Regions from separate parts of the Homo sapiens genome. Here region 2 is linked to region 1. The links are chromatin contacts, found by POLR2A ChIA-PET in ENCODE. All regions are on one chromosome and are shown on one strand. The core of a region is the stretch at or near the end of the contact, and the rest is flanking DNA. Distances in the headings are between cores, read along the strand shown. Region 1 holds the start of LINC02028 (long intergenic non-protein coding RNA 2028). Region 2 has its middle 31 kb from the start of HES1.

Region 1 (4,108 bases), core at 547-3,046:
ATAAGCCAGGGCAATAATACCACCCCTCTCATTAGGGTGTTGTGAGAATGAAAGGCAATGTATGTAAGGCAGTTCTGGAAACATCACAGTGTTTCCAGAGCCCTTCCTGCGCCCTGGGGTCTGGGCAGCTTCTTTGTGGGATGATTTGCCGGTTCCTCGGTTTGTGGGATTTGGAGTGAAGGGTCCCTGTTTCAGTGTAGTCTCTACCCTGGGCAGTTAGATGCAGTAAGGGAGCTGGAGGTCCAGAGGAGTCACACAGAGGCCCAAGGGAAGCAGAATACAGGAATGGTGCCATCTCATAGGAACAGATCTCCACCCCAGAATCGGAAGTTCTATTTTTTTTTAAAGCAGTTTTCAAATTGTTTTTGTTTCTGTCAAATGGTTGCCAGAATAGTCTTTGATCAAGGTTTCCACTGCTCATCAGTAAACAGAGAGTTGTGGGAAGGAGTCCCGCCAGAGATTGGCAAACGCCCTCATCACCGACTCAGAGGCAAATGGCTGATCTCTGACCACAGGTGATGCTCACTCACACCAGGCTCTGGGCTGGAGTCGAGGCATAAGCACTGCCTTGACTCCCGCCCGGCCTACCATGTCCAATGGTGGGAGGGGAGATGACGGGGATGTCCCCGCTTCCCCATTCCCCATCTCTTTGGCGGTTCCTATCTGAATCTAGAAGTGCAAAGCCACCCCTAGCAAGCTACTTCTCCTAGTCGCTTTCCTCCTTGTAAACTGGGGGTGCCAACATCCCCCCCTTACTTCAGGGGCCTTTCAAGAATGTACAGAGTGGCTGGGCGCGGTGACTCATGCCTGTAATCCCAGCACTTTGGGAGGCTGAGGTAGGCGAATCACCTGACAGGGTCAGGAGTTCTAGCCCAGCTTGGCCAACATGGCGAAACCCCGTCTCTACTAAAAATACAAAAATTAGCCGGGCGTGGTGGTGGGAGCCTGGCACGAGAATCGCTTGAACCTGGGAGGCAGAGGTTGCAGTGATCACGCCACTGCACTCCAGCCTGGGCGACAGAGAGACTCTGTCTCAAAGAAACACCACCAAAGAATGTACGGAGTGGGAGTCAGGAGCTTTGGAAAGCGTATTGGCCAGTTGTTGCATAGGTGCGTTACGTGAGCGAGCCAAGAAGGGCTCCCTACAGCATGTGTGCGCGCGTCCATTCATTTGTTCGTTCATTCGTTCATTCATTCAGTAATTCATTCATGCATTCGACATTTATTCAGCACCTGGGTGAGACACACACTGAGATTCAATAAACTGCTGATCAAAGTTGTGTCTAGACGTCCAAGGGTTAAGCCGCCGGCGCGGGCCCCTCTGCGTCCCCCTCCGCCCCCGCCGGGCGTGGGGAAGGCGGGAAGGCGGCGCGGCGGGTGCCAAAGTCGGAACCTGCTCGTCGGCAGCTCCCGGCGCTGCCTTGACTCGCAGCCAGGCCTGGCGCGGCCGCCGGCTGTGGAATGTGTGAGCGCCATGTGTCACCGCCCCAGACTGTGGGAAAACGCTGCTCCGCTCACCTCCCAGCAGCTGCCCCGCGCCCGCCCGGGCGGGAGCCGGGAAACAGGAGCCGCCTGCCGCGGAGGCCGCCCGGGGGCACTTCCGAGCGCGCGCCGCCTGCCCGGCCGCCCCCGCGCCCGCCGCGTCTCCCCGCCCACACCCCGCTGCCACCCGGCCCCGGGCGCCACCCGCGGAGCAGGCGGCGGGAGGGACAGCCCGGCACGGCCCCTTTCCTGCCCTTCACACCCCTTCTGCTTCTCAGGGGACGCTGGTCCACAGACCGAGGCCCCGTTGCGCGCGGCCGCCTTCGGAGCGCCGCCCTCCTCCCGAAACCGGCCGGGGCGAGTGGCTGCAAGAAGCTGCGGTTTGGCCCGCGGGAGAGGGGGGCTTCCCCGCTGGGGTTGTCTGACGCGAACGCCTTCCTGGCCCCAGCCAGGCGCCCTGAGGTCAGGCCCAGTGGTGAGAGAGCTCTGAACGGGAGGCCCCACGCTGCCTGCTCCCCCAAATCAGAAACAGCCTCCCCCACCGGGGCGAGGCAAGGGATCTGCACCACCCCACGCGCTCCCGCCTGCACGGTAGCCTAGAGCCTGGTGTGAGCGGGAATCACATGTGCTCACACATCACCCAGGCAAGGTCTTTGAAGCCCAGCCATGCGGGCAGACGTATTCAAGGTCACCCTGCTGGGTGGCGGCAGAGCTCCTGTTGGAATCCACGCTCAGAGGACCTTCTGCCGAGCCCCAGCCCCAAAGGCATGGCGCCCTTTCTCTGCAGCATGGTGCCCCTCGTCGAGTTCCTGCCCCATAGAGAAGTTGGGAATGGGGCAGACGGGGGTGGGGGGAAATCATGGGTCCTGGGACCCCGACAGCTTTGCCTAAACTCAGCCTCATGCTGCGAGACGTCCCAGTCCGTCACCTCAGCCTGATTTTCTGGGGGTGCCCCACCTGACAGGCCTGGTAGTGAAGCCCCCATTGTATCCAGCCCTCTACGAGCACCTGGCATTTGTGTGCCTTGTTCCGGCTTGCCACCTCCTCTGTGGAAGTCTTCCCAGATTTGCCCAATCATTGCTTCCCGGTTCTCCGGCGGCCTTTGACAAACGCCTGTTTATGACGTTTGTGGCCCCCTGTAACTCATGGCCTACCTGTCCTCTCCTCCCTTCCGGAGTTTCCTGAGGGCAGAGACTGTGTTGCCCTCCTTTTTGATTTCCACACAAATGATTATTTGAGAACTCTGCTTATGGCAGCTGCTCTGTTTGTTGGCTGAATGTTATGCAATTTACCACTGGCTAGGAATCTCACCAGATGTGTGACCTTGGGCAAGTTGCTTAATCTAAGCTTCGGTTTTCTCATCTGTAAAATGGAGATCAACTGATACTGCGTCTAAAGTGACTTGTATAGTGGCTGGCACAAAGCAGATGCTGTGTGTGTGTATGAATGATTGCTAAAATACCATAGACTGGTGGCTTAAACAATAGTCATTTATTTTCTCCTGGCTCTGGAGGCTGGGAGATCCAAGATCAAGATGATGGCGAATTAGGTTGTTAGTGAGGGTGCTCTTCCTGGCTTGCAGAAGGCTGTCTGCTCACTGTGTCGTCATGTGACCACAGAGAGAGAGCAAGTCTGTTCTTATGAAGACACCAATCCTATCAGATTAGGGCCCCACCCTTATGATCTCAGTTAACCTTAATTACTTCTATAAAGGCCAGGTCTCCAAATACAGTCACACGGGGAGCTAGGGCTTCAACCTATGGCTTTTGGGGGATACAGTTCAGTCCATAGCAGTGGGGAAAGGATGTGACTCAGTCTAGAGAGACTCAAGGAGGGAATGCTTAGATAGGAGCATGGAGGGCGTGCCTGGTGAAGGGAACAGTATGGCACAGCTTCAGAGGCAAGGGTGAGCCAGCAGCAAGGGGCTGGCTATGGCCGGTACAAAAAGCATGTGCTCGTGGGAAATAGGTAAGAGAAGCTTGGGGGTATGGCCAGAGTATGGAGGACTCTGAATGCTGGGTGTGTTCGAAGGGTTTTGAATGCTGAGTTTTTACTTGATGTGCCTGGAAGTAGTTGCTGAAGGCGGTTTGGGAGTGGAGGAATACATCCTTTAAAAAAAATTTTAAATTTATTTTAATTTTTAATTTTTGGGGGTACATAGTAGGTGGTACATATTTATGGGGTACATAAGGTATTTTGATACAGGCATGCAATGCATAATGACCACATCAGGGTGAATGGAGTATCCGTCACATCAAGCATTTAGCCTTTGTGTTACAAACAATCCAATTATACTCTTTCAGTTATTTTTAAGTGTATGATTCAATTATTTTTACGAGGCTGGGCTTGGTGGCTCAGCCGTGTAATCCCAGCACTTTAGGAGGCCGAGGTGGGCGAATCACCTGAGGTCGGGAGTTCGAGACCAGCTTGACCAACATGGAGAAACCCTGTCTCTACTAAAAATACAGAATTAACCGGGCGTGTTGGCGCATGCCTGTAATCCTAGCCACTCCAGAGGCTGAGGCAGGAGAATTTCTTGAACCCGGGAGGCAGAGGCTGCAGTGAGCCGAGATCAGCCTGGGCAACAAGAGCAAACCTCCGTCTCAAAAAAAAAATAATTATATAT
Region 2 (4,108 bases), core at 772-3,271, 96 kb before region 1:
TCTGAACCTCAGGGTGCTGTTGGGGTAGGTCTACGGTGAGCCTTCGATAAAAGGTAGCTGCTGTTGGGACTAGTTGTGATTAATGAAAAATGAGAAATGGAATTATTATTTAATAAAAGTAACCTATTGGTGGGCAAAGATCTTTTAAAACTTGTAGCCCAGAAGGGTTCTAGGCAGTGAAGGTTGGGACCCTCTACACCAGGCGACCCTAAATTTTTCCTTTGCAGTGGGGCTGTGGAGAGGACGTACGTGCATGATTGAAGTTTAACAGGGAAACTTTCATTTCATTTCCTTTTGCTGATTATGCATATCCTGTGGTGTCCTAAAACTCAAGCCTAGGACCATAGTTCAGGCCACATGCCCTGTGGTGACCTCCGTCTAAGCCACCTCTGTGTGCCCTAGATTGAAAACTGTTGATTGAAAAGGTCAGAACAATACCTTCTGTCATGATGGCTGCAGATCACATTCAATCGGGACAGCATTCTAGTGATTCAAAAGACACACACACACTCACACTCACACACACACACACACACACACACACACACACACACACACCCCAAACAGGGACATCAGTGACCTGCGGAGAATGGGGGAGATTTGAGGATTTACCTGGGAATGAAGGTTTCAGTCATGCTACCACCCAGTGGTGGGTGGAAGTAACCTGGTCAGTTAAGCCTGCTCCAGGATTTTGTTTGATATTCAATAATTATCTTACTGCTGCTCTTTGTTCTGGAAGCTCTTTCTTGGCAATGTGTTGAGACACATGTTTTTTCTTCTTTAAAAAAAACACACACAATACAGTGAGACTAAAACTGCTCTAAAAATTGTTTATTAAAACAAAAAAAAAATGTGTGTGTTTGTTCTGCTGACAACAGTGCCATGAAATATAAAACTTGGTGCCCAGGATTTCTTCATGCTAATATATTACATAACTTGAAGGCTTCCCTATGTATTGAACCCCTGTAGAAATTTCCGGCTGAACGTCAACCTCTTCCCCTTCCTCCCAACACACAGCTCTACCTCCCACTCACTTTGCAGTGGACTTTCTTTAGAAGGTCTCTTTTAGATTTTTCTTTTTCATCACACAGAGACGCTGCCATGAATGAAGAGTCTTTCTTCTTACAATTGAAGACTTCAGCTTCAAAAAAATGAGATAAATTCATTTTCTCCTCTCTAAGGTACTTGAAATGTAAGAGTTCATTGAAAGGGGAGGGGGAAACTCATTGTTGAAATTCATTAAGTTTTAGTCTTGACTAAAATGAAAGAAATGGAGATTAACAATTCAAAAATGGAGCTTGTTCATTAAAATTAACTACAGTTACACAGCTTGTCATGCAGTTCACGGGGAATCATTTCTCTCCTGCTTAATTATGATGATGAAAACTCAGCTTTTACTAGGATAAAATGATGTCATCCTTATCAGAAAAAAAAATTGTTTCCCAAGTCTGGCTGCAGCAGTATTTTTCTGGGATGTTTAAAAAAAAAAAGCTTCTAAAGTGATTTGTTAAGTAAAGTTGTTCTCCAGAGCTAGCTCTGTATTGATGTATGTTTGAATACGGGGGGGAAATGTCTCACATAATGAATCCAAGCTTAATAAACCAAATACCAAATGCATTTAAATTTATTACAATTAGGACTTTCGGAGTTGTAAACACCTTAACAGACACACAACTTCAAAATCATTCTGATATTACCGAACTTATATTCAAAATGCCCTGTGCTTTCGTCACATGATTTATTAGATGTGGTGATTGGCATGTTCTAGAATTTCCCCCTCCCCAAAGAAAACACATTTTTTCTTACATGGTTATTGCAGCAGTTATGTATTATAGCTACGAGTGTTATGAAGCACAGCATTACGTTTTAAGAAGCTCCTTCCCTTCCCCATGAGAGAAAGGGACTCTACAGGAAGCAGAGGAGTGGGGCAGCGTGGAGCTACAGGCTCTCATCTCTGGGATGGTTCCAGCTGTAATAAGTGAGCCCAAGACTCTAACGTAACAGGAAAACTCCACTGGCTCCAGTGATTAGGAGGGACCCCGCCCACAAGGACGCTGTTGGCCCCTGTTGCCATCTGCCTTTGGACGTGTTAGGAGGTAAAGAAAGGTCCTTTTTATGTTAAAATCTCACTACCTCTGAAACTGCCCTACAGAAATCCCATCATTCCCCTTCTCTCTCTTTTCTTGGCAACACTAAAAGTCCTTTGTAAACATCCTCCCTGAAAAGCCTCTGTAGATCTGTCCGATAAACTTCCAAAGCGGGGGGCGGGCGAGCGGGCGGGTAGTTTAAGCTCCTGCCTGGGAACAGATTGAATGTAGACAGTTTAAAAGATTATTACATTTGGAGAAGTAGCTGAAATCACCAAGCTTGAAAAGGTGTGAAGGAGCAGCAGAAAGGATACAGTCCTGGTCTGGCTATGCAGGGCTTTTTTTATTTTCTTTCCCTAGACCCCTAAAGCTGTGAGGAATCTTGTTGCTAATCAGAAGGAAGAAACCCAGGCTCTTGGTCCTAAATGCACACAATTATGAAAGCAAAGGCAATGAAACATTAAAAGATGTTCCCAAAGTATGTCAGAGCTAACATACACACCACTCCAACCAAACTGAATTAGCCCAACCAGTCAGAAGTGCTTTTTTTTTTTCTTTTTTTTTTTAAAAAAGAATCTGTTGGCAAATGTGTCTCATTTATCAAATCCTTTCATTTCCCCTTCTCCCCAGCCCTCCTTCACAGGTCAAAGGAAATGCACTGGTCTATTGAAAGATATTGATTTCCTCCCACTGTGAGATTCCTAAGGAACCTCATTGAAAGGAGGGATAAAGATCCTGGTGGGTTTCAGGGACAGCTCTCTTACTTCCTCTTCTCCTACCCTGGCTTCTTCCCATTGGAATGCAGCTAGTTTCTTGACTTTTGGTGAATACTAGGAGTTTCCCAGGAGACATTGTCAGAGACTAGATGGAGGTTACTCCAAGGTACAGTGGATTAAATGCTGCACTGGATGGAGGTGGGACCAGAAGACCCCTAGGACTCCTCTAGCTCTAAGGTCCTGTGGACCAGTCTTTCAATTCTACCCCAAAGGGCCACTTACAGTTCAGAAGCAACTGATACAAGCCTCAGGAAATTAGACTTAGATAGATATTGACCCCCTCCTCTCACCCAGATGATCAAATGGCAGGTGTGGACACTTGTAAGGACAGCAGTGCCTTGTAAGTTAGTCGGGCCGGATGTTGAGTGACGATTGTGGGCAATGCTGGGCTAGATGATGTTGAAACAAAACAAACATGCAGACAAAAACCCTTCTCTTTCTCTTTGAGTAGCGTCTCTTTAGCGAGACCATGACTCTGAGCTCCTAGATGACATACTACATCTATTTTTTAATATTAAATTTTATTGAGGTGTGATTGGCATGAAATAAACTGCACATAAAGTATGCAAGTGATAAGTTTGGCCTATGTGTACAACTGTAAAACCCTCACCACAATCAAAACAGTGGATATATCCCTTCCCTCAAAAGTTTCCTCACATCCCTTTAGGATCCTTTCTGCCTCTCTGGCACCCTATCTTCCCTCCCCCAGTCTCTAGGCAACAGCTAATTTGCCTTATGTCATTGTAGATTAGTTTGCATTTTGGAGAATTGTAAAAGAACGGAGTCATAGAGGACATATTCTTCTTTTTCTGGCCTTTTTTACTGAGCATAATTATTTTGAGATCCATCCATGTTGTTGCATTTATCTGTAGTTTATTTCATTGTATTCCTACATAGTAATCCATCGGATGGATAATATCACACTTTGTTTATCCATTCACTTATTGATAGACATTTGCATTGTTCCAGTTTTTGACTGTTACAAATAAAGCTGCCTTGAATATTTTATGTACAAGTCTTTTGTATCGACATATGCTTTCAGTTCTCTTGGGTAAATACCTATGAATGAAACGGCTGGATCACATGTTAGGCATATGTTTAACTTCTTCAGAAATCATTTCTTGAAATAGTTTGTACCATTTTATATTCCAACCGGCGGTATGTGAGAATTCTAGTTACTTCACATCTTTGCCAATGCTTGGCATGGTTAGTCTTTTCAGTTTTAAACAGTCTGGTGTGTGTGTG

Evidence for each region. ChIA-PET counts read pairs that join two places held with the same protein, here RNA polymerase II (POLR2A).
Region 2: POLR2A ChIA-PET joins it to region 1 with 13 read pairs in OCI-LY7. The contact joins the enhancer-like site here to the promoter of LINC02028 in region 1. POLR2A ChIA-PET finds 5 or more read pairs at or near these places in 3 of 52 experiments (HepG2, OCI-LY7 and PC-3).

What each region holds. Positions count from the first base shown.
Region 1 is chr3:194,068,658-194,072,765 of GRCh38, reverse strand. It overlaps LINC02028 (long intergenic non-protein coding RNA 2028), which reads left to right and starts at 1,796. Exons shown (of 3, transcript NR_136179.1): 1 at 1,796-1,944. It overlaps LOC102724877, which reads right to left and starts at 2,677. Exons shown (of 6, transcript XR_002959666.2): 1 at 2,491-2,677. RefSeq lists a silencer at 1,599-1,778.
Region 2 is chr3:194,164,949-194,169,056 of GRCh38, reverse strand. No RefSeq gene overlaps it. Among named protein-coding and RNA genes, the nearest start is that of HES1, 31 kb to the right of the region's middle. Within about 2 kb of position 2,021, at least 7 of the 41 ENCODE cell types and tissues checked have a DNase peak (open chromatin) inside an H3K27ac peak, as active enhancers do.